Linked DNA regions of Mus musculus: region 2 is linked to region 1. Evidence: chromatin loops called from intact Hi-C (ENCODE). Cell type or tissue: left cerebral cortex. All regions are shown on one strand. Links, peaks and the distances in the headings refer to the core of each region. The heading gives the core; the rest is flanking DNA. Region 1 holds the start of Hspd1 (heat shock protein 1 (chaperonin)). Region 2 overlaps Mob4 (MOB family member 4, phocein).

Region 1 (12,485 bases), core at 3,056-11,055:
TTTCCCATTCAATGACCACCTAAAGCCACCTAGAATGCAGACATAAGCTGGGTACAGCATCATGTAAGTCATGACCCCTGCAGTTGAGAGGCTAAAGCAGGTGGGTTACACCAACTGAGGCCAGCTAGGGCTACAGCAGAGTTCAAAACAAAAGCAACAACAAAAGAAGCAACTCTAGAATAACATATATATTATAATGTGTCCCACTGACAAAATCCTGAACCTCCCCACACAAGCTGTACTGCTGTGTGAGAAAAGGATACTAGCCAAACAGCAGTGCACATGCCTTAAATCCCAGCACTTGGGAGGCAAAGGCAGATGGATTTTCAGTTCAAGGATAGCCTGGTCTACTAATTGAGTTCTAGGACTGAAAATCCTGTCTATAGAGTGAACAGAATGAGTTCCAGGACAGTCAGGGTTACACAGAGAAAAAGGAAAGAGAAAAGAGCGAGACTGGGAAATTGGGTAGGGGTAGACTGCACAACACAGCACAAGAACGGTTTCATACTCATGCATAATACCAGTAGGGGATAGATGCCTATTTATGGCTCAGAAGGCATTGGGATATAACCCAAATGGGCCAAAGGTCTTGCTTGCCCTGCAAGCCAATGGCCTGAGTATTCCTGGAATCACAGTGGAAAGGTAGATGACCAACTGCTGGTAGTTGCCCCCGATTGCTACATGTACTCTATGGAAAGTTTGGTCATATGCACACTCAAAAAACAAAACAAACTAAAAATTCTGGGAAAGGAGATATTCATTTAGTTACTATTGGTAAATACCACAGAACCAGTATCACGATACTCAGCCTAAAATGTTTACCGGCAAGTCAGTCTTACCTTCAACACAGCTACTCCATCTGAAAGTTTAGCAAGTCGCTCGTTCAGCTTTTCTTTTTCATATTCACTAGTTGTGATGTCTAGCTGCTCAGTGATTTCTTGAATACGTTTTTCAATGTGAGCTTTGTCACCTTTTCCTTTCAAAAGCATGGCATCATCTTTGGTGACAATGACCTCCCCAACTTTTCCTAAGTCATGAGCTTGAACATCTTCAAGATTTAGATTCAACCCCTCTTCTCCAAACACCTATAAAAGCAGTGTGCTATTAGTGGCTTCCATTATACCAGGCTTATTACTATATGTCACAGATATTTTGTAAGAAGAAACAGCTTTTCAGGGCTAGCAAGATGTCTCAGCAGTCAAGAGCACTGGAAGGCTATTCTGCTCTTCCAGGTGTCCTGAGTTCAAGTTGCAACATGGCAGCTTGCAACTGTCTATAAACTGCAGTCCTATGGGACTGGATGGACGCCTTCTGGTATGCATACACCATACAAACAGGCAGACAAAACATCCATATACATAAAGCTTAAAATATCCAGAAAAAGAAATGCTGTTTTTCTTTGAGATGTCAAGACCACTGGTATACCAGAACAAAATCACTTAAAGTTTTGAGAAGAATGTTTAACTATGTCCATTCTCACGCCAGGCTCAGCAAGTTAGAAACATGACCTTAATCCAATACCTGTGTACCAAGCAAAAAAATAGCAAGCCAGGCGTGGTGGCGCACGCCTTTAATCCCAGCACTCGGGAGGCAGAGGCAGGTGGATTTCTGAGTTCTTGGCCAGCCTGGTCTACAAAGTGAGTTCCAGGACAGCCAGGGCTATACAGAGAAACCCTGTCTCCAAAAACCCAAATAAATAAATAAATAAATTACTTAGCAACAGTCCTATCTATTTATGAAGTATACATTGTATTTGCAGCCTGGAAGCATAGACATCACTAAGCAAAGCAGTATGACAAGATTTACTTACTGCACCACCAGTAGCAATAGCCATATCTTTAAGCTGGTTCTTCCTATTGTCCCCAAATCCTGGAGCTTTGACTGCCACAACCTGAAGACCAACTTTTAGCCTGTAAAGAACATTTAACTGTGTAAGATGTAAACTGAAGGGGGAGTTGGGAGAAAGCATCTAATTTAGTTCCTGGTAAGTTCTAGTACTATATACAACTATTAGTACTATATAACTCTATCCCAATCCTACTCTTTTCCCACAACTCCTGGTCTGAAAAAAGACAAGATGGGGACCTCTACTCATCAAATCTTGTTCCAAGCAGATCCCCTTCTTAAACAAATGCTGCCCTTATATTGCAGACACAGTTGTGAGTCAGTACTAACCATACCAGTGTTAAAAGACACGTATAGTTCTCTCTGGGAGGCTGTGGGAAGCAGCGGCTCAGGGATTATGCACATTTGAGACCGCTTTAAGATGGACTCATAATGCATAGAGCACTATATCATACACTACACCTCTAAGACACACAAGCAAAACAGGGAATTAATTTTAAAAAGCAACAGCATTCACCTTCTACCTAAAAACATAACAACCCAATCTATTACCTGTTCAAAACCAGCGTGCTTAGAGCTTCTCCGTCAACGTCTTCGGCGATTATGACCAATGGCTTCCGATGAGCATTAGCAATTTCAAGAGCAGGGACAATGGACTGAACACTGGAAATTTTCTTTTCACTCAACAAGACATAGGCATCTTGGAATTCACACTTTTGACCTGTAAATACAGAGAGCAGTAAAACCAAATTCTAACAGTACTGAGAAAATTAACAATTTACTTCCACAATGAGACCAGTAACTCATGATCTTTTCTTCATTTACTGAATCATTAATGTTTTGAAATATCACAATTTTTATTGTACCACCCACATCCACTGCCTACAGCTGACAGTAAGTTTATAGCTTAAAGTATAGTGTAAAGATTTCATCTCTGGACCAGCTCTTACCTTTTGATGTGTTAATAAAATACGGGGAAATATATCCTCTATCAAACTTCATGCCTTCAATAATTTCTAGCTCATCATTCAGGGTTTTTCCATCCTACAAAGTCAAAGAATTAGAGGCCAGTTAAACCTAAAGATGGCTCAGGGGTTAAGAACACTTGCTGTTCTTCTCTTTAAGATATGCTTATTTTATGTATTTTATGTACTCTATCTCCATGTACACCTGTGTGCCAGAAGAGGGCACCAAATCCCATTATAGATGGTCATAAACCAGCATGTGGGTGCTGGGGATTGAACTCTGAGCCATTCAACTTTCCAGCCCCATTTGCTTTTCTTGAATAGAACCGGGTTAGGTTCTCACACCTACATAATGGCTCTCAACCTCCAGGGATTCTGCTGTTTCTTCTGGGTTCCAAGGCCCCAGTACACATATGGTGCACATACATACACATGTGTGCAGACAAACACTCATACATAGAAAATAAAAATCTTTTAAAACAAACACAAGCCTATTTTGGACTATCTACAAAGTTAAGACCCTGTCTCATAAACATGAGCAAACCCAACACTTGAAATTATATACCTAACTAGCAAGAGATGGCATAGGCATTAAGGGGTTCAACATGGAAATGCTGCACAGCACCTTTAACTACACTCCCACCAAAATCTCAAGACACACACTAAAGCTGAGCACAGGAGCACATGCCTTTAGTCCCCATGAGATGATAGAGGGATCCCTCTAAGGTTGAAGCTTAAGAGTTCCAGGCCAGCCAGGATTACAGAGTGAAGCACCAGCCTATTTACAGCTAGCGGAGAGCTAATAAGTTAGATGAATTCATTGTTAAGAGGCAAAGCTCCCGATTCAGACTAATGGTGAGCACATACTACAGATGTTAAGACAGAGGAATGAATTGTGTGGGCACAAACAAGAGATTCAAGTTTTTTATTTGGAAAACAGGTGACAGATACCCCATTGAAGGTACTATCAAAACGTATCAAATCCCATACTTGCCTTCACTGTGATGACACCCTTTCTTCCAACCTTTTTCATTGCATCAGAAATGATGTTCCCAATGTCTTTGTCTCCATTTGCAGAAATTGTAGCAACCTGAAATAACCAAGTTACTTCAAAATTAAATACTGATTAGTATTTTCAACTTTGACACTCTATACTAGTACTTTACAGTTAATAGTAATTTTAATGAAGTCCTGGTTAAATGGAGACACACCCTCAGTCCTTCCATTATCTGACAAAGTAAGAATAAATAAACTAAAGGGGCTGGAGAGATGGCTCAGTGGTTAAGATGACTTGCTGTTGTTCAGGTCAGTACCCAGCATCCACACAGTGGCTGGCAACTGTCTCTAACATCTCCTTCTACGGGTTCAGGCATGCATATGGTGCACACACAAAAAAATACTTGTCTGCTATGCTTCAAGGGCTAGGTTTGAACCCACGCAGCACAGAGTACACTGATATCACTAAGAATATCTGCACAATAACACAAATCTTACTTACAGCCACATACAACTACAACAACAAGCCACCTATTAAGATCCAAATTAGTAGGCATGGCAGTGATGAGCCAAACACTCTGGAGGCAGAGGCAGAGGCAGGGGAATTTGAGTTCAAGGCCAACCTGGTCTATAGGTTGAATTAGTAAAATTCTTACCTGAGCAATTTCTTCAGGGGTTGTCACAGGTTTAGACTGTTTCTTAAGTTCAGCAATTACAGCATCCACAGCCAACATCACACCTAGTTCAAGAATGTATGTTACTAACAATGCTTATCAAGGTCCCCAAGTATAAACTTACAGACTCTTTTAACATTTACATGTAACCTCGTGCCAGCACTCTCCTAACTGTACCAAACAACACAGTATGCACTCAATCAATCTCAGAATTTCATAATTAAGTTGAAAACCAACAACATTTTGAAAACTTGACCTAGATGTTGTGTGGTGGCTCACACCTGTAATCCCAGTACCTGACTAAGACTAAAGACTAAGACAGAATGGCTAAAAATTTGAGACCAGCATGTATTTATACAGGACACCATGCCAGGGAAGGCTAAGACCTACTCATTCTTGGCTGCAGAGATAGCTTAAAGGTTAAGAGTACAGGGTCTTGGTCTGGGTGTGGTAGTGCCCACCTTTAATCCTAGCACTCTGAAGGCAGAAGAAGCAGGCAGATCTCTGAGTTTGAAGCTAACTAGCCTGGTCTACAGAGAACCCTGAATTTTCACTTCCATTAATTGAGACAAGTTAAAAAACAAGATGTGGAAGATGGTCTAGGGGATAAAAGTACTTGACCCACAAGCCTGAATGAAGCCTCAGTTCCACCTTGGAAACCCACATAAGTAAGGAAAGGGCAATTCCACCAAGAATGAACACTCACAAACTCTACAACGAATGTAATAAAAAGGACAAAGATAAAGACAACAGAATTCTTTACAGGATAAGATCAATGATATACTCTTACCTCTCCGGATTTCCACTGGATTAGCCCCTTTGCTGATCTTCTCAAAGCCCTCCTTGGCAATAGATCGTGCCAGAACAGTGGCAGTGGTGGTGCCATCCCCAGCCTCTTCGTTTGTGTTATTGGCAACGTCCTGAACAAGTTTAGCTCCAATATTTTTGTATTTATCCTTTAAATCAATTGACTTTGCAACAGTGACCCCATCTTTTGTTACTTTGGGACTTCCCCAACTCTGTTCAATAATCACAGTTCTTCCCTACAGCGACAGGGAAAAAAAAAGCAACCCTCAATGATAACCCTCAAATTTGTCATTTTTAACCATCCTGCAACATGAATCTCAAAGCCACGTTAATCAACCATCTTAGGTCTATAAAAAATGAGCACTGATCATTTGCCAGGAGTCCAACATTGAATGAAGCACAACAGGAATTCCCTGGTACTAACAGATGCCACCCATAAAACAAGAAAGCACAGATGTTAATCGCCAAATCCCAGAACACTCTTCACATCATTTGCACTTGAGTTTTGGCTATGACCTAGGTTTATTTTGTTTTCTGAGACAGGACATTTCTGTGTAGCCTTTCCTGTCCTCAAACTCACAAAACACAAAGATCTGCTTGCCTCTGCCTCCTAAAGGCTAGCTGGAATTAGAGGCATGCACCACTACCACTACAGCCCTGCTTATGAACTATTTTTAAAACATGTTTTGCTTTAAAATTCATTCACTAAATATCAGCCAGTAAGATAATGTGCTTTTCTGGTTCGCTCAATAAAAAACTTCAAATATGACACCAACAAGTATTGGCAACTTTTGGATTTGAACCAAACTTCTATTGTCTTGAGCTATGTAAACAGTTCTTAAAGATGCAGGTTTTGGGGGGGGGGGTGCATGTGTGGAAGACTTTTGGGATAGCATTGGAAATGTAATTGAGGAAAATACGAGAAAAAAAAAAAAGATGCAGGTTTTTTTGTTGTTTTGTTTTTCAAGACAGGATTTCTATTGTTGCCATGCTTTCCTGAAACTTAGAGAACTACCAGCCTAAGCCTCCTGAGTGTTGGGATTATGCAGCTCTTTAGACCAGTTTAGCATTAATTTAAAATGACTGTGCACCACATCCAATGGTGTCCTCAAAGTACTATAGCTCCCTATTCAGCCACACAAATGTGTGATCACAACCTCTGATCTTAGCACTGCTCTGAGTTCAAGGCTGACTTGGCCAGCTATGGTTAGAGACCCTGTGAGTATAATACTGAATTCCTACACTTGAGATGTAAGTTGTTCAAGGACAGCCTTGCCACAAGGGAGTTAGAACTCAGACTAAGCTAGTGAGACTCTCTCAAAAGCAAAAACTGGACAATTTTTTTGCAATGTGAAAATTGTAGCAATCACGAGGTGTACAATGAAGGGACGAATGGAAGACCACAAAGGTTTTCTCCCAAGGGCAAGTGAAAACAGTCTGGTGATATGTGTTGCAGAAGCTGGTGGATGGATCGCTCTGAGTCTCAGGACAGTCTAGGCTACCGGAGAAATGCTGTCTTAAAAACAAAACCCCCAAACAACAAAGCCCATAAAGTAAAGTTTGTAAAGATGGCTCAGCGGGTAAGAGCACTGACTGCTCTTCCGAAGGTCCCAGCAACCTTCAAATCCCAGCAACCACATGGTGGCTCACAACCACCCGTAATGAGATCTGACACCCTCTTCTGGTGTGCCTGAAAACAGCTACAGTGTACTTACATATAATAAATAAATCTTGAAAAAAAAAGGTTTAGTTACTTAAAAAAACAAAACAAAAAACACAGAAACCAATGATTCTATGCTAGTGCATTTTGCCTTATGTGTTGGAGTATTTCAGCACAATGAGTGAACTCTCACATTACAGCTATATACTTTGAGGTATTATTAGACTTAAGTTGTACTTTCCCCTCTATACCCTCTAACTACTGGGACGAGATCCAAAATTTAATGCAAGCATGCACAAAATCATGACTATAGTTTGAAAATCCTCCTTGAGATATTACTACTCTATTACATCACAATGTACAAAAGTCCCCCAAATCGCCTGGAGCAGTAGTAAGGACACCATGGTGGTAGAATGACCAATAGACCTCCTGACTAAATAACACCTCTAGACCACTAAGTTGTACCACATGCAAATTAGATTTTTCACAAAACTTGATAACAAATTGCTGTCTTGCAGCTACTATATTCTTTAACACCATTTAAGTATACTGGTACCTTTGGCCCCATTGTAACAGCTACAGCATCTGCTAAAAGGTCTACACCTTGAAGCATTAAGGCTCGAGCGTCCGCACCAAATTTTACATCTTTGGCATAGGCCCGAGTGAGATGAGGAGCCAGTGCCCGGGACACTGGTCTCATCTGGCGAAGGACTGTGGGTAGTCGAAGCATTTCTGGGGAAGGAAAAAAGAAAAATCACTACAAACTTGTCCAACGGTGCTTCAAAACATGGGAGGCTAGATTGGAGCTGGGCTGTCCTCTGCTAACCACCATGCCTGGGCGCTGCAGATTCAGGGCATAATCTGCTAGCCAACTGATCATGGAGGCTGACCCCAAGCCTGACCAACAGCATAAGCACAAAGCACAGAAAACCACATCCCCATGGCCACCCACTCTGCCCTCTCAAGTTAATCTTTCACTGCCAAAGCGGCCTTGGGAGCAGATCCACTCCGAAAAGTGTCCAAAGGAAAAAAATCAAGTTGGTGCAAGCAAGGCAGGTTCTAAATGCAATTGCCTAGAGAACTACAGAAGTACTCATGACGGTGCAAAACCCTCTGAGTGTGTCGCCAGGTATCCACCCGAAGCTACGGTAACACAGCAGCTAGCAAGGCCGGAGGAAAAGACAGTAGGTCAGTCCAGCCTCGCGGCCCCACGTGTCTTCCCGACCAGGAGCCCCGAGCAAGGTCAAAGTGAACACCGGACCGCCGCGGCCACCGGGGACTAAAGGACCCCGACCACCCTCCCACAGAGTCCTGCAGTGCGCCAGGCGCAGGTGGCACCAGAGGGCCCAAGTTGCTTCCACCCTAGCCCGCCCTTGCTCCGGCGCTCGGCCTGGATCGCGTGGTCCCCGCCACACGTGATGAAACCAGCGTGGCCCCGCTGGGCCTGGACAAGTGAGCCGAGCCTGCGGCGTCGCTGCCAGACTTCTCCCCCTAGTCCTCCGTGCTCGGTCCGCGCTGCAAGCAGCCCCCCGCGAGCGCCGGGGCGCCCTGCACGCCGAGGCCGCGTACCTGCGGGGCGGCGGCAGGAGAGCACGAGGCGAGGCAGGCCGTCTGCGGCGAGTGAGGGACCCAGCTCTGGGCGCGCACCGCAATGAGCCCGAGTCCCCTCCCTCCCCGCCCCGCCCCGCGGCCCCGCGTGTGCGCGCGCGCGCCCCCCGCTCTCTCCCACGCCGGGGCCCTGCAATCTGCATGCGGCGCGCGCGGCCCCGCCCTCCGTACCAGAGCCGCCTCAGCTCTGCGGCCTCAGCCCTCTCCCGCCGCCCTACGCTGGTTCCTGGGCCACGGTCCGTTCTAGAACCTTCCGGAAGGCCCCGCGCGTCCCGTGGGTGAAAGGTCAAGTGGCGTCATTTCCGGGAGGGGGGCTCGTTCTTTCACCTCGGCGGCCGGCCTGGAAAAGCCTAGAAAGTGCTCCCCTTTTCTTCCGCCTCCGGCCGCCCGCGTCGGCCCCCTTGCGCGGAGCCCTCGCCACCAATCGGCGCGCGCGTCGGCGTGGCCGCCCCCTCTCACGCTCGGGGGGCTGAGTGCGCCTGCGCGCTGCGCGGCCTTTTCACGTGTCCCAGCCGGCCAGCAGGACTCTCCTTGCAGCAGCGGCCCGAGTTCAGAGTCCGGAGCTGCGGTGGTGGCGGCGAAGGCGAGAGTCATGGTGAGTGTCTCGTGGTTGGCAGGCCTGCGGGTCCAGTTCGGCCTGCGGCCCACGGCGAACCCTTGTGCGCTTTGGGACTAATAGGACAGGGGTCCGGGGTCTGGTCAGTGTCCGGTGTCCGCCCATGGCTCTGCAGAAGCGAGGCCATTTCTCTCTCCACCATGGCTTTGCCGCACGCACGTGTGCGACAAAGCGTCTGGGGCAGGGGGCGGGAACCCGATGCACACGCAGAAGCCCACCTGCCCTGGCAGGGCTTCAGTGGATGTGTCCTATGTTGGAGAAAGACTAAGATCCAGGCTCGAAAAGTGACGCCACTCCCCCGTTATTCGAATTTTTAAAAAAATTAAAGAAATGTTTGACCTTGGAATAGATCAAGGTGGCGATTGCTGATTAGTAATGAAGACCCCCCCCCACCACCACCACCACACACACACACACACCAGACAGGGAAATGAAACTCAGTTTGTCCTATATAGAGTGGAACACTGAGTATATTCTAAAAGTACACTTGAATTTTCTTGTCCTTTTTGGAACAGGTCAGTTTTGACCTGTTGAGAGTTAAGGCTTGCGGTGGTCTTAACTGTTCGTGTTCTGACACTTCGAACTTACACTCTGTTTGATCACATTTCTCTCCACAGGCTGGACAAGCTTTTAGGAAGTTTCTTCCGCTCTTTGACAGAGTATTGGTTGAAAGGAGTGCTGCCGAAACTGTAACCAAAGGTGGCATTATGCTTCCAGAAAAGTCTCAAGGAAAAGTGTTGCAAGCAACGGTCGTGGCTGTGGGGTCAGGAGGGAAAGGAAAGGTAAACTGGTGCCCCTGGAGTGGTACTGAATTCCAGTGTGATGTGGAAGGAGGGGAATTCCTTTGGTAATTAAAAAAATGAATTACAATGGCATTTTTGGGGGGAAGAATTTCAAGTCAAATTTCAATTCACAAAGAACCTCCCATTCAGGAAAATGACTGTTTTATATTGTTTTAGAATTATTTTATGTTTCTGAAGAAAGGCAAAAGGTATTTGTGTGACGTGTTTGCACATGTCTATATGCTGTGTAGCAGGGGCATCTCCACCTTACTCCTTTGGGGTAAAGTGTTGACTAGTCTGGTTTCTGGGCCTCAACATGTTGCGGGTTACAGCCTTTTTACTCTAGTTTTAGGATCCTGGTTTGGGCTCCCCTACTTTCATAGCAAGTCTACTTACCTGTTTACCCACTGAGCTAACTCTGCAGTGCCCCAAGCTCTAGAGGCTGAAAAGTGCCTGCCTTGATGGTGGCTCATGCCTGTGGCCCAGGTTCTTTGGAGCCTAAGGCAGGTGGACTGTAGAATCTTTTTAGGCCAGCAGGAGGTACAGGATGAGACCATGTCCCAAAAAAGTAAAACAAAATCTTACAATATGAAATAACCTCTGTAGCTATTTTATATCCTGTTCTTCAAATTTTAAATAGACAAAAAGATCGCGCAAGTAGATAAACCCCCACGGCCATTTCAGAGCTGAAGGAGGTATTTATTAATAAGGCACAGAACTAATTCTAAGCACAGGTTGGGAGAAGGGTATAGTGCTGAGGTAGAAGGATCCGGAATTGATGGCCTGTCAATTTTGATATAGACCCTGTCTCCCTCTCCCTTCCCCAAAAAGAAAGGGTGAAGTGGCAGGGGTGGGGGAGCCCAGACACTGAAATAGTTTTAATCTTACACCATTGAGTTTTAGTTGGCATGAGACTTGAGAAGGGAGGTGGAACTACTGTGGGTGTTCTTTACTTAACTAAATCGCGAGAGTATTAGGGGGAGTAGACATTCCACTTCAGTCTCTTGATAGATAACAAGGGCATTCAGTCAGTAAATGTATATTAAACGGAGAAAGGTAATGCCGAATTTTTGTTGAAAGGAATCATACATGATCATTTACCGTCTGGTGGTACAAGCTGCTTTATTTTACTTGGTCTACAGGGTGTGTTAATATTTAACAGTAGAAAGTTAGCCAGCCTTAGTTGTCCACTGAAATGAAGTTTTAGTGAGTGTCTCCTTCATATTGTAACTATGCAATTCTTATATTGTAGGGATCTATATTTAATGTAAATTATATTGCTTAACCACTAATTAGGTACCTAAGAACATACTGGTTTGGGCACATTTCATTAATTTAGTGATTTAAAAGTTACAGAGTTTAATGTGACTGGTTAATGCCTATAATACAAACCTGAGGCAGGAGGCCCCTGGTGTGCATACTGAAACAAAAAGTTCACTGTGTGTCTAATGAACAAGACAAGCAGACTCTTGGCTAACAAGTGACTGTTTTCATCAGAGTGGAGAGATTGAGCCTGTCAGTGTGAAAGTTGGAGATAAAGTTCTTCTCCCAGAATATGGAGGCACCAAAGTAGTTCTAGATGACAAGGTAAGTCAAGCTAAGAATTTTTATTTTATCTATTTTTTTTTTAATTTCGGGGGAGGGGGTGGTTCAAGACTGGGTTTCTCTGTGTAGCCTTGGCTGTCCTGGAACTCACTCTGTAAACCAGGCTGGCCCCGAACTCAGAAATCCACCTGCCTCTGCCTCCCAAGTGCTGGGATTAAGGTGTGTGCCACCACTGCCCGGCAAAGCTAATAATTTAAAATGAGTTATATTTGCTATGACTATCTTAACCAATAGTCTCTTTATTCACAGGATTATTTCTTATTTAGAGATAGTGACATTCTTGGAAAGTATGTCGACTGAAATCACTGTTGAAATGGTGTCACGTGAAGCTGCCATTCCACTGATGTCTGAACTATTTCATCATGTAAATAATTTCCATGCCTCCCTTTTATAATAAACAGATGATGCCTAAACTGACAGCCATTGTCTCTGACCTTTAGTTTCACTGTACTGTTACAAACATTTCCAAATAAAATGATGTAAATGAGTGGACAGTCTTTGGTAATTTAAGGTCGTTTTCTTCCAAGGAAGCTGCGTAGTTAAGAGTTCTGAGAAATAAGGATTTTCTAGGTAAATGAATTTTCGGGATGAATTTGGCATTATTACATAGATGAATAATATAAGCCACGGGAACTTGTACTTAGATACTGTCTTAGTTTACATTCTATTCCTGTAATAAACTGCTGACTAAATGCTACTTGGAGAAGAAAGTGCATCTCAGCTTCAAGTGTATTACAGGAAACTGGGCAAGAGCTGAAGCAAAGACAATGGAGGAATGTTACAGCTTCCTCCCCTTCTCAGCCTGCTTCCTTACACAACCCACTGCCACCTGCCGAGAGGTGGCATGACCCAGAGATGCTTCCCACATCCATCATTAAGATTCTGTGCCATCAACTTTCCTATGGGCCAATTAATGAAGGCATTTTC
Region 2 (12,485 bases), core at 2,891-10,890, 67 kb after region 1:
AGAATTACCCAGGAAAGTAAGTAAAATCCTAAAAAAATAAAAATGTATCCTTTGCTTTTTGTTTTCTTCCATTAAAATATATTTACGTAGGCTGGGCATGATGACAAAGCCAGATTTCTGTGAGTTTAAGGCCAACCTGCCAGCAGGTACTACATAGTGGGAATCTATATCAGATAAACAAAGTGATACATAAAAGTATGCTTAAATAAATAGTGATTTTAATTAATAAGTTTCATATAAGTCTTTTTTCTTTTTGGTAACCTGTTTTATCTTCTAAATATAAGGCTTTAATATTGCATTTTTGGGGAACCAAAGTGTTTTTGTTTGATGAAGAAACACTAGTGACTCTACCTTGATAGAGTGGAGTACATACCATAGGTAGGGTTTTTAGAGTGAACACATTCAATAGTGTGACAACTATAAAATACATTTATTTTTATTACAGAGGATTGTCTTACATCAAATGTCTACCTAAAATTGTCTGACATTCATTATAATTTCCTTTATTTTTAGTATATTGAAAACTATTGAGAACCGGGCCTGCCTGGCACATTGATCTTAGAACTTGGGAAGTGAAGGCAGGAGCTGAAGTCATCCTCAGCTGCATATCTAGTTTAAGGGCTGAGACTATCTCAAAACAATTTTTAAGAGTAGTAAATGGATTTTAGGCATTGTATAAGCTTTACAGTTTTTAGTTTTAGAAAAAATGAATATCCTGGAAATTCTAACAAAAGTCAGGAAGTTACATTTATACATTCAAGATGTATGTATTACATACATTCTGATATGTTTTCATCTATGCATGTAAACAGTAGTGAAATGAAGGACTTAAATTTTGTATATTGTATGTAGGATAGCTTTTGAAACTTCTGTTATTTATATTTTGATGTGCTGGGAAGTGAACCTAGGACCTTGTGCATACACACTAGGTTCACTAGTGCTCTTACTAGTCGTGGTCTCAGCCCAGACTCTGTAGTTGCTGCTCCTTCTCTGGATATTTTGTGTGGTGATGGTGGTGGTGGTTTGTGTGTGTGTATTCCCTCATGGATATGTGTACAAGGAACCATGCGTGTGCATTCATGTGTGCATGCCTGCCTGCATGTTTATGTGTATATGAGTTTGCGTGTGCGTTCATGTGTGCATGCCTGCCTGCGTGTTTATGTGTATATGAGTTTGCGTGTGCGTTCATGTGTGCATGCCTGCCTGTGTGTTTATGTGTATATGAGTTTGCGTGTGCATGTTTATGTGGAGACCTGAAGTTGATATTGAGATTCTTCTTTGATTTATTGCTACCTTATTTGTTAAGACATAGTCTACCATTGAACTAGCTTGCTCAGGGCATCCTCCTTCTCTACCTTTTAAGTGTTAGAATTTCACAAGGGAGCTGGAGAGATGGCTCAGCCGTTAAAGGCTAGGCTCACAGCCAAAAATATAAGAATTTCACAAGAGCCACCATGCCCACCTGGTGTATTAGTCCTGACTTTTTTTTTTTTTTTTTTTTTTTTTTTTTTTTTTTTTGGAGGGGGTTGGAGTGGATTAGGGACAGGATCTCTCTCTATGTAACCCTAGCTGTTTTGGGAACTCATTATATAGAACAGAGTGGCCTTGAACCCACAGAGATACATCTGTGTCCTGTCACCACTCACCTCACCTGGCATGATTTAGTGTTTGTTGTAGGTTTTTGTTTTTGTCTCAAGACAGGATTTGTCTGTGTGGTTAGCCTCAAGAAATCCACTTGCCTCTGCCTCCTGCGTGCTGGGATTAAAGGCGTGCACCATCATACCTGGTTGGTTAAGTATGAAAGTTCTAATCTATAAAAAAGGTTTAGACATTTTTTTATGTATGTAATTGTACATAGAAAACACCTACATAATTTTTATATAACTAAAACATCTTTCATGTTTAATCATACATATCAACAACTTCCTATCCTTCAGTTGATCATAATCAGAAGTCTTACCACATATACACGGTTAATGTGAACACCTTTGTAACATAACTGTATACAGTTCTGAAAACTGCATTACAATAGATTCTCAATCAAAAAGTACTTGTTTTTCTAGAGTCTTGGTGAAATTTCTAAGTACTATCCAGAAAAATTAAACAGATTTTTATTGTATAAAAGGATAACCAGCTTGACCACCTTAAAAAATAAAAGAAGAAAATACACAAAGCCTGGATAATAAATGTGCTTTTTGCATTTTTAGGCAATTCTGCCTTGAACTAAATGGACTTGCTGTCAAACTTCAGGTAGTATTTTCTTTATGTTAAAGCTGTAATTCAAAGTTCTCATTTTTAAAAATGATTTTGTATGCTTAGATTTTTCCAGTGTTTCCTATTATCCTTTTTATATTTTATATAGAAATATTATAACCCAAATGACCATTTTTTCCATTATCATTCTACATATTAAAAAAATAAAATTATTTTTAACAGAGTGAATGCCATCCAGATACCTGTACTCAGATGACAGCAACTGAACAATGGATTTTTCTTTGTGCAGCTCATAAAACTCCAAAAGAGGTGAGAATTGAGAGCTTCCAGTACCTGCTCATTGGCACCATTACTTTGGGCCTGAAGTGAGGCCAAACATCTCAGATGGGAGCATTTAGGGAAGCAAGTCTGCTTACATGGCATCCAAGAAAGAGAGTGAAGAGTCAGGAGCCCAGTGCCCTCAAAGACACTGCCCATGGCCTGCTTCCTCCAACTCGGCCTCATCTCCCAAAGTTTCTACCACTCCTGAGAGACTGGCCAGCTGGGACCCACATCTTCAGGAGATAAGCCCTTGGGGAACATTCCATATCCATATATGAACAGAAATATTGTGGAATGTAGTGGGTGTAGTTGTACGATATTATACTTAACACTGCTGAATTTGTTTAATATCTGTGGGTGTGATGTATGTGCAGTTGTGTGTACATGTGTGTACATGCACCCGTGGAGATGAGAGAAGTCCATAACCCTATACTCCCATGAGGCCTGTCTTTCAGTGAACCTGGAGCTAGGCTGGCAGCCAGCAAGCCCTAGAGATCCCCTTTCTCCTCCCCCACCGCCCAGACTGTGCTTAAGTTCCAGGTGCTTCTGGGCATGTCAGCGTTTATGTATATGTTTGGGATTTGATCTCAGCTCCTCATGATTACACTTAGCCACCGATCATCTTCCCAGACCTCCAAAACTGCTGAACGCAACATGAGGGGGGGGGGAGAGAATGAGTTAATATGAATGAATATGAGAATTCTGCATGCATGCATGTATGTTCATACTGTGGCACAAGACAGACGTCTGTAGAACAACTACAACCTTGTGCAAGTCATGAATCATCCAGAGTTCCTGCTTCTCCAGTTCTCCTGAGGGTTAGAGTGGGAACCCAGTGTTCTTCCTGTCCCCAACACTGTTTCCTTAGGGTTAGCGTCGGAGTGAAAGTAGGAATTAGCTAATGTATCTGCTAGAAGCCTGATGATACAACTCACAGCAACAACAGCTTTATTTATTGATGGGATGCACTTCATGATCATTCTGAGGTCGGAAGACACTGTTTCTTCGAGTATGTTTGTGTCTTTAGAATAAGATACCTGACATGGTTAATTGTATACTTGCTTGGATTGAGACCAGGCTTGGAGATGAATAAAGGATGTGGTACATCAGAGGGCATTTACAGATAATTAAATCATGAGAGCCCTGACATAATAAATGGTTTAATACCTCATAGATATAAAGTTTGAACAGTGTTGAGAGATGGAGAAAATGGGACGGCTGAATTTGTTTAGAAGCAGGATGCTGGAGATTGATGGTCTCTGAAGGGCATTTTCTCACCTTACCCCTTCCTGTTGTCGACCTGCTTCCTGTCTGCTGTGAGTTGATGATTCCTCCCTCCACAGCCTTCCCACCATGGTGGATTAAAACCTCTAAAAAGAAACCTTCCTTCTTTATGTGGCTTCTGTCAAGCGTTTGGTTACTGTGGTAAGGAAAACTAGAAAATATTACCTAAGAAAAGAGAGGCCTTTTGTTAATGAATTTAATTTTCTCTTTTCTAGTGTCCTGCCATAGATTATACAAGACACACACTGGATGGTGCTGCATGTCTTCTGAATAGCAATAAATATTTTCCCAGCAGGTAAACAAAATCTTTAAATATGGTATTCAGCTTTTTTTGGGTTTCATTTAAAAGATTGATGTTTGAAAATTAAAGTTAGGGTTTTGGTTATAATTTTTTTTATAACTATATAGTTGACTTGTTCAGATTGAGTTTGAAATTAAGGTGTGGTTAAACATCAGAACTGTCTCCCTCCACTCATAGACTAGTGTAGTCAATGGAATCCCTGCTGCTCCACGCTGCTCCTTCTCTAGGCCACTTCTCAGCAAGCAGTAGAATCTGCTTCCCCTGATAAAACAAAGGAGCACACTTGCTTAAGGGAGACTGCTGTTTTTCCTTATTTTTGCCTGTAGCAAAACATTAGCATATATTTAATTATACATAATAATGGCATCGTTATGACATGCGTGTATATCCTGCATTTATCATATACACTGCGTTTTGATACTGTTCACTCTGTTGCTCTCTTACCTCACTCACCCCTTTCAAAACTTCCCAACAGGCCCCCTTCTGTTTTCCTTGTTTTCTTCCTCTTCCTCCCTCCCTCTCTGCAGCCCCTCATCTTTTGCCGCAGTAACTTTGATTAGGGTGGCTTAGATACATGGATGGGAGCTGCTTACAAAAGCCTGTGCACTGCAGCCTTGATCCAGATGCTGCTCGGCCTTGGGTATAGCCAGTACCAGACTTGGGAATCGACAAGATTGCATTGTATGTTTCTAACATTTTGTCCAACCTGTGAATCTTTTGGTTTCTCTTCTTTTTTTAGGGTTAGCATAAAAGAATCATCTGTAGCAAAACTAGGATCAGTGTGCCGTAGGATTTATAGAATATTTTCACATGCCTATTTTCATCACCGGCAGATATTTGATGAATATGAAGTAAGTATATGTCTCAGCTTGCTTAATATTTCTGTGCTAAAGACCATGACCAAAAACAGCTTGGAGAGAAAAGGGTTTATTGCCACTTACAACTCTTAGGTTACACTCCATTACTGGGAAAGTCAGGGCAGTAACTTAAGGCAGAAAATGGAGCAGAAGCCATGGAGGACTACTACTGCTTATCTTGCTTCTCCTGGCTTCCTCAGCCTGATTTCTTTTTGTTGTTTTGTTTTTTTGTTTTGTTTTGTTTTTTGAGATAAGGTGTCTCATAACCTTGACCAACATGGAACTCAGTATGTAGACCAGGTTGGCCTCAAAAATCTTTTTTTTTTTCTTTCAGTTGTTACAGAATTTCTTTCTTTCTTTTTTTAAAATTGGATATTTTCTTTATTTACATTTCAAATATCCCCTTTCCCAGTTTCCCCCAGAAACTCCCTACCCCCCTTACCCCCCCCCCCCCCCCCCCCGCTTCTATGAGGGTGCTCCCCACCCACTCCCATCTCCCTGCTCTGGAATTTCCCTACACTGGGGCATCAAGACTTCACAGGACTAAGGGCCTCTCCTCCCACTGATGCCCAACAAGGCCATCCTCTGCTACATGTGCGGCTGCAGCCATGGGTCCCTTCATGTGTACTCTTTGGTTGGTGGTTTAGTCCCTGGGAGCTCTGGGGGAGTCTGGTTGATTGATATTGTTGTTCTTCCTATGGAGTTGCAAACCCCTTCAGCTCCTTCAGTCCTTTCTGTAGCTCCTTCATTGGGGACCCTTTGCTCATTTCAATGGTTGACTGGGAGCATCCACCTCTGTGTTTGTCAGGCACTGGTAGAGCCTCTCAGGAGACAGCTATATCAGGCTCCTGTCAGCAGGCACTTCTTGGAATCCACAATAGTGTCTGGGTTTGATGACTGTATATGGGATGGATCCCCAGGTGGGATAGTCTTTGGATGGCTTTTTCTTCAGTCTCTGCTCCACACTTTGTCTCAGTATTTTGTTCCCCCTTCTAAGAAGGACAAAAGCATTGCACACTTTGTTTGGTCTTCCTTCTTCTTGCGCTTCATGTGGTCTGTGAATTGTATCTTGGATATTCCGAGCTTTTGGGCTAATACCCACTTATCAGTGAGTGTATACCATGTGTGTTCTTTTGTGACTGGGTTACCTCACTCAGGATGATATTTTCTAGTTCCATCCGTTTGCCTAAGGATTCCATGAAGTCATTGTTTTTAATAGCTGAGTAGTACATTGGCCTCGAGTTCTTAGAAATCCCCCTGATTGAGTGCTGGGATTAAAGGCTCAACCTGCTATCTTATACATCCCAGTAACATCTGCCTAGGGATGGCACTTTGTACATCACTCAAGAATATATGCCAACAGGCTTTGCCTAAAGCCCAATCTTGTGGGGCATTTTCTCAATTGAGATACCCTCTTTCAAGATGACCCTAGCTTGTGTCAAGTCAACAGAAAACTAACCAGGACGGTATGTCAAAAATTATCGTAATACATTCTTGTCAAGATAGCAGTAAAGTGTTTTGATATTACTTCTATCTAGCCTATTGATTTTGGATAGTAAATGGCTTTTTTTCCTTTCTTTCTACAGAATGAAACATTTTTATGTCATCGGTTTACCAAATTTGTGATGAAATATAATCTGATGTCGAAGGATAACCTGATTGTACCAATTTTAGAAGAGGAAGTTCAGAACTCAGTTTCTGGGGAAAGTGAAGCATGAAGGAATCACGTAGAACAATGTACTGATCACATAATTAACAATGATGTACTGTATATATATCATTTTAGACACATCAATCATGTATCCATATTATAGCTTATTTGTTTAGTATAGGTTTTTGTATGCTATGTGTTGCCTTTTTAAATGGGAAATACATTTTAAGTTATTCATGAGCTGTATATTCACTGGTGTGGCACTCATGGTTTTTAAATCAGTTTAGTATTATCTGTTGATAATGCCTGTTAATAAAAGACTTTACAGTTTGGTAAATGCTGCTAAACAATCATTGGACCCCAGTCCTTCCAATCTATAAACGAATGAGCTTGTGTTTCACACAAGCACCTAACAAGTACTAAAGACAGCATATTTGCTTTGTTTTCATCCCTAAGTTTTAATTTAATTTAATTTTAGAAAACTCAGTAGTATTCCATCTATACTGTTAACTTTTCCAAAATGAGATAAAAGTGTTTAAAAGTTCTGTCTATAGCATTTGATCTGCATAACGATTATGTGTATGTTCAGAGGAACTCGAGGAGCTGTTAGTGATACTTAAGCTCTCTCCTACATAAAGTGTACTCCAGGCCAGTGTACTTGGAAACATTGCCTGTTTTGTGACAGTGGATTATTAAGTCCATGGTGACAGTGACAAGGCACAAACGTGATGTTCCATGGACTTGCCCCCTCTTGTTTCCCTTAGTCCTCTGGGAAGTACACTAGTCAGGAAATTTATTTACCGAACTATAGTTAGTGATGGCGCTTCCCTATTTATATTTGTATTAATTGCTTACAAAGCATACCTCATACTAGCAGTGATGTTACACTACAGGAAAACTGTACTGTACAGGAAAACTGTACTGCCTACCTTTGATTTTTGAAATTGTTGTAACTACTTAGAAAATAGTCCTTAATATAGTTTGACTTTTCCTTTTAGTAATATTAATCTTTTCACCTAACCCTAGGCAGCATTAAATAGATATGAAAAAAGATAGTGTATTAATTTTATTTTCCCTCCTTAAAAGCTTATTATTTGAATTATATGCACATGTAAGACTATTTACAATAATTCACAGGTTAAGTGGTGTTGATAAGTGGTCATACTTTGATTTCTTATTTCATCGTCTTAAGAATTTAAGTGCAGCCGGGCGGTGGTGGCGCACGCCTTTAATCCCAGCACTTGGGAGGCAGAGGCAGGTGGATTTCTGAGTTGGAGGCCAGCCTGGTCTACAAAGTGAGTTCCAGGACAGCCAGGGCTACACAGAGAAACCCTGTCTCAGAAAACCAAAAAAAAAAAAAAAAAAAGAAAAGAAAAGAAAAAAAAAAAAAAGAATTTAAGTGCAGACTTACATAACATGACATGATTAGTGGAGTTTCTCATTAAACGCTGAGGTCTCTATGCCACACTGTAACAAGGCACTAAGACAGAATAGAGACCTGTGCAGTTGGGACAGCTGAAGCCATCTTTACCAATTTAACAAAAGAAACTTCATTTTTATTTAAGAGCTATTTGCGAATGAAATTGAAAAATGCATTCATCTTGTTTGTTTTTCTAATTATTTGAAGAAATGATTTGTATTGTATTATAAGACAAGTATACACAGACAAATTGGGAAATGACAGCACACTGAGAGTGTGTGTAGAGTTGACGCCTGTCAGAGCCTGTGCTGTGCCAGTGGTCACGGTCATCACTGTACCTGAGCCCACAGTTATCTTCTAAGAAGTTATGTTTGCAGTGAATAGAACATTGACTGAAATTAGGTGTTTATATTACTGTCACCATGAATCATTGGGGTTAGTAATTTTTAAATAAACCTGGTAAATATCCGAGAGACTAACCTATACTAAGTTCATAAATTATACCTAGTGTAGCAATGTTGCTGTTCTCTAGTTGGAGTCTCACGGTGGGTTTCTGTCATCTGACTGTTTCTCAGGGGACAGTTACGGTAGTGATTGGGTTGTGGGTGTGACTGAGTAATTGGAACACTTTGTGAATATATGGCTTAGTGTTAACAGGAAAATAAAGTATGGTTTTCTTTTTATACTTACTCCACCCTCCCTGTAGTATGTTTGAAATTGATCATAAATCTGCAAAAGCATCAGTTTGTATTCTTGCTTTTGTATTCATACTGACTCCTCACTAACTCTTGTACATAAGATCTCAGTGAGACAGTGTGTGTTTTAATACTAGTTACATAGTTTTGAAAATGCATATATACATGAGTAGTAGTTTAAAAAGTGGCTGGAGCCAGAGTGGTGGGGCACACTTTGAATCCAGCAGAGAGAGGGAGAGACAAGTAGGTCTCTGAGCACAAGGCCTGTCTGGGCTACATCAAAGGATCTCATGGGGCCAGCAGGATAGCTCAGCAGGATAGCTCAGCAGGATAGCTCAGCAGGATAGCTCAGCAGGATAGCTCAGCAGGTAGAAGTGATTGCTAACAAGCCTGGGGACTTCAGTTTCATCCCCAAAGCCTACATGGAGAGAGCCTTACATGGAGAGAGCCTTACATGGAGAGAGCCTTACATGGAGAGAGCCTTACATGGACAGATACAACTCTTGCGCGTTGTCCTTTGACTCTGCATACCATGGCTGGCATGCACCTACCCACACAAAGTCCAAGTTTTTAAAAATTAAGAGATGATTGATTAGTGAGGCTAAATGTCAGGAAAAATAGGAAGGAGAGAGCAGCTAGCAAGATGACTCTGGGTAAAGGCCCTTCTGTCAGACCTGGTGACCGGGATTCGGTGTCTGGAATGTACATGGTGCTAGGAGAGAACTGACTTCTGCAGGTGTCCTCTAACTGCCACACGTTCTGGCATGTGCTAGCCCCCAAAGAAATGAAAACGTACATTTCTGAAAAGAGTCTATTAAAGAGCTGAGGAGATGGCTCAGTTGGTACTTAAAGTACCCTGTCTCAAAAGAACAACAACAAAAAACCCAAAACCTGAGGGCCTGAGTTGGCTCCCAGTACCAGGGTAGCATGCTTGTAATCTGTAGAGGAGGCAGATTTGAGGCAGGTGGATGAGCTTGCGTGCTAGACAGCCTAGCGACTTGGTAAGTTTCAGGCCAGTAATAATCACTGACCAAAACCCAAAACCACAGTGACATACAGAAACAGCACCGAGTGTAATGCCACCAAGGGACATTACAGAGATGCCCTTTGGCCTTCACATGCACACACAAGGTTATGAAGCTCTGGCAAATGATCTTACAGAGCAAGTGTCCTACGAGAAGTGCAAAGTCAACGTTATAGCTTAACACATACAGTGGGCTTGGTGTGCATACAGAGCCTATACAGAGATTCAGAAGTTAAAGTTGGATTCTCCTGCTAGATATGATGGCTGAGTGTTTGAAATCTCAGAATTTGAGAAGCTGAGGCAGAAAGCTCAAAATTCAAGTCCAACTTGAGCTATATTTATTGTGTTCCAGGCTAGCCTGGTTTACAGAGTAAGACTGTCTCAAAAATTAAAAGCCGTATATATTCTTTTTCATACAGACCACGTTGATGGGGCTGGAGAAGGGCACTTAACTGTGCTTTACTGCCCTTGCAGAGAACCCAGGATCGTTGTCAGTACAACATTGCCGCTCAAGACCTCCCAGAATTCCAGTTCTAAGAGATACGACCTCCCTCTCCCAGTCTCCGCTGGCCACAGATGGTGCACATACATATAGGCAGGGAAAACAAGCATGAGAAAAGTGACAGTTCGCCCTTTCTCCTCTCCTCAACCACTTATGTTGCCATGTAGGCGTGTCCATTTTGTTTTCTCTGGCTTCAAATGTTAAATTTTCATTTCTAGAACAGTTTTTTGGTTAAATTCCTGGGGGAAGGTGAGGAGTAAGATAGGTTTCGTGTAGCATAGACTGGCCCTGAGTTCCCTATCTTGCCTCTACCTCCCAAGTGCTGGACTTGTATGTATGACACCACTGTGTTTGGCAAGTTCATATTTTCCCTACCTTTGTCCCATTCTCACTTCTTTTCCTCTCTCTCTCTCTCTCTCTCTCTCTCTCTTTCTCTCTTTCTGAGACAGGGTTTCTTTGTAGCTCTGGCAGTCCTGGAACTTGCTATATAGACAATCCTTGCTTTGAACTTAAAGAGGTCGGCCTGCCTCTGCTGCAGAGCGCTGGGGTAAGGGACATGCACCACCATGCCCAGCCTTCTCGGTTAAAATATTGATTGATTGATTGATTGATTGATCTGCCTGCATGTCTGTTCTAGGGTGCCAGATGAACTGGAGTTACAGTTGTGAACTGCTGTGTGGGTGCTGGGAATTGAACTTGGGTCCTCTGGAAGAGCAGCCAGTGCTTTTAACTGCTGAGCCATCTCTCCAGCCTCTCAGTTAAATTCTTAATGACTTGATATTTTAGTATCTAAGTAAGATAAGTAGAAAACCATGATTGTATTGTTAGTAATACTGTATTGTAGACATCCATTGACTGGTCAAGTTCATTTTGCAATAGAACTGACAGCCCTCAACCTCATGGTTAAGCTTTTAGTAAGGCAGGCTATGACGGCACATGCCTAGTTAACTCAGGAGGGTGAGGTAGGAAGATGAGAGTTCTAGGCCAGCTGGGGCTATGTGGCAAGCAGGATGGTCTCAGAACAAGGGACACGGGAAGCTGGGGCTCAGAGATGCTCAGTGCAAGCATTGGGGGTTTGAATTCAAGCTCCTAGGACTCACTTAAGAGCTGGGTTTAGTGCCACTGATCCCAGCACTGGGAGGCAAAGATCGTAGAGCCCTGTAGACAGCTCACTGCAGCTCAGGTGCCAAGATGCAGGTTCAGAGATGGAGACTGGGTATGGTGACGCACGCCTTTAATCCCAACACTCAGGAGGCAGAGGCAGGTGGGTCTCTGAGCTCAAGGCCAGCCTGGTCTACATAGAGACTTTCTAAGGCCAGCCTGGTCTACATAGAGACTTTCTAAGGCCAGCCTGGTCTACATAGAGACTTTCAGGACAATATGGAGATACATAGCTATCTCAAGTCCCCAAAGATGAAGGACTGCTAGAGGAAGACACCTGGCATTTACCTTTGGTTTTCACAGATAGACAAATGGGCAGGTACACATCCCATCTGCGTGTGTATACACCACATATACACCATTCGTACACACGTGATGTTTTTGTTTGTGTGTGTCCTTGGGCTTGGTGGCATGCCTTTACCTGCTGAACCGTCTTGCTGGCCCTTACTTTGTTTTAAGCATGAATTGCCTCTCAGGTTCTCCAGCTGCTCCCACTTGTATTCTGACCCAAAGTCTGCATGCTTGGACTACACTGTAACCCAGCCAGATACAGATTTGAGCCTTGGGCATTGGCAGACACTAATAGCAGCATTTAAGTTATCTCCCAAAATGGTGAAAGAAATTGGCTATATCCCTCAAACTGATCCTCAAACAGAGGATCCTCAAACAGAGGATTGGCTCTCCTGCTGTAGACAAGCCTCGGTGAATCCATTTTTTCTTGCTGTCTGTCTAGAGAACTGTTTCCATAAGAAATGCTGTGGACTGCTGGGCATTGTGGAATCTAAACTGAGCCTGAGTCAGAATGGTTTGGGCATTTCCAGTTCAGTGGGAAGGAACACTTTGAAGTGAACCCAATGATTGTGGGTGCATTGTAGGGTAACAGACCTCCAGAGCTTACTCATCTCTTGTGTCTGGAACTTTGTCAGTTGATGCATAAAACTGCACAGCTCGCCTTCTCTGGCTCTTGGTTACCATTCTACTCTGTTTCTATCCAATTTTAGAAACCTCATACCAGAGTGGGGTGTCTTCCTTAGTGAAGTTACGCAGCATTTGGG

Evidence for each region. Peaks named below come from ENCODE experiments on the same cell type or tissue, not always from the same donor. Only the 100,000 strongest peaks of a DNase experiment are listed, where the experiment ranks them.
Region 2: it touches region 1 in a loop (2.5-fold over the local background); 6 of 42 quality-filtered maps call a loop at or near these places.

What each region holds. Positions count from the first base shown.
Region 1 is chr1:55,079,263-55,091,747 of GRCm38, forward strand. Hspd1 (heat shock protein 1 (chaperonin)) reads right to left here and starts at 8,670. Exons shown (of 12, transcript NM_010477.4): 1 at 8,517-8,670; 2 at 7,504-7,679; 3 at 5,271-5,523; 4 at 4,463-4,545; 5 at 3,805-3,900; 6 at 2,796-2,889; 7 at 2,398-2,566; 8 at 1,811-1,910; 9 at 840-1,085. The coding sequence starts at 7,677. Hspe1 (heat shock protein 1 (chaperonin 10)) reads left to right here and starts at 8,886. Exons shown (of 4, transcript NM_008303.4): 1 at 8,886-9,150; 2 at 9,789-9,953; 3 at 11,451-11,540; 4 at 11,808-12,055. The coding sequence starts at 9,148. The coding sequence ends at 11,858. In left cerebral cortex, for the core only: a CTCF peak has its summit at 6,970 (motif pointing left); DNase peaks (open chromatin) are centred at 7,632, 8,387 and 8,899; H3K4me3 peaks cover 3,438 bases; H3K27ac peaks cover 1,681 bases.
Region 2 is chr1:55,146,112-55,158,596 of GRCm38, forward strand. Mob4 (MOB family member 4, phocein) reads left to right here. Exons shown (of 8, transcript NM_025283.3): 4 at 2,208-2,250; 5 at 2,437-2,523; 6 at 4,035-4,114; 7 at 4,860-4,971; 8 at 6,564-8,788. The coding sequence ends at 6,695. Among named protein-coding and RNA genes, the nearest start is that of Mob4, 21 kb to the left of the region's middle. In left cerebral cortex, for the core only: no CTCF peak of the experiment used is centred there; a DNase peak (open chromatin) is centred at 10,312.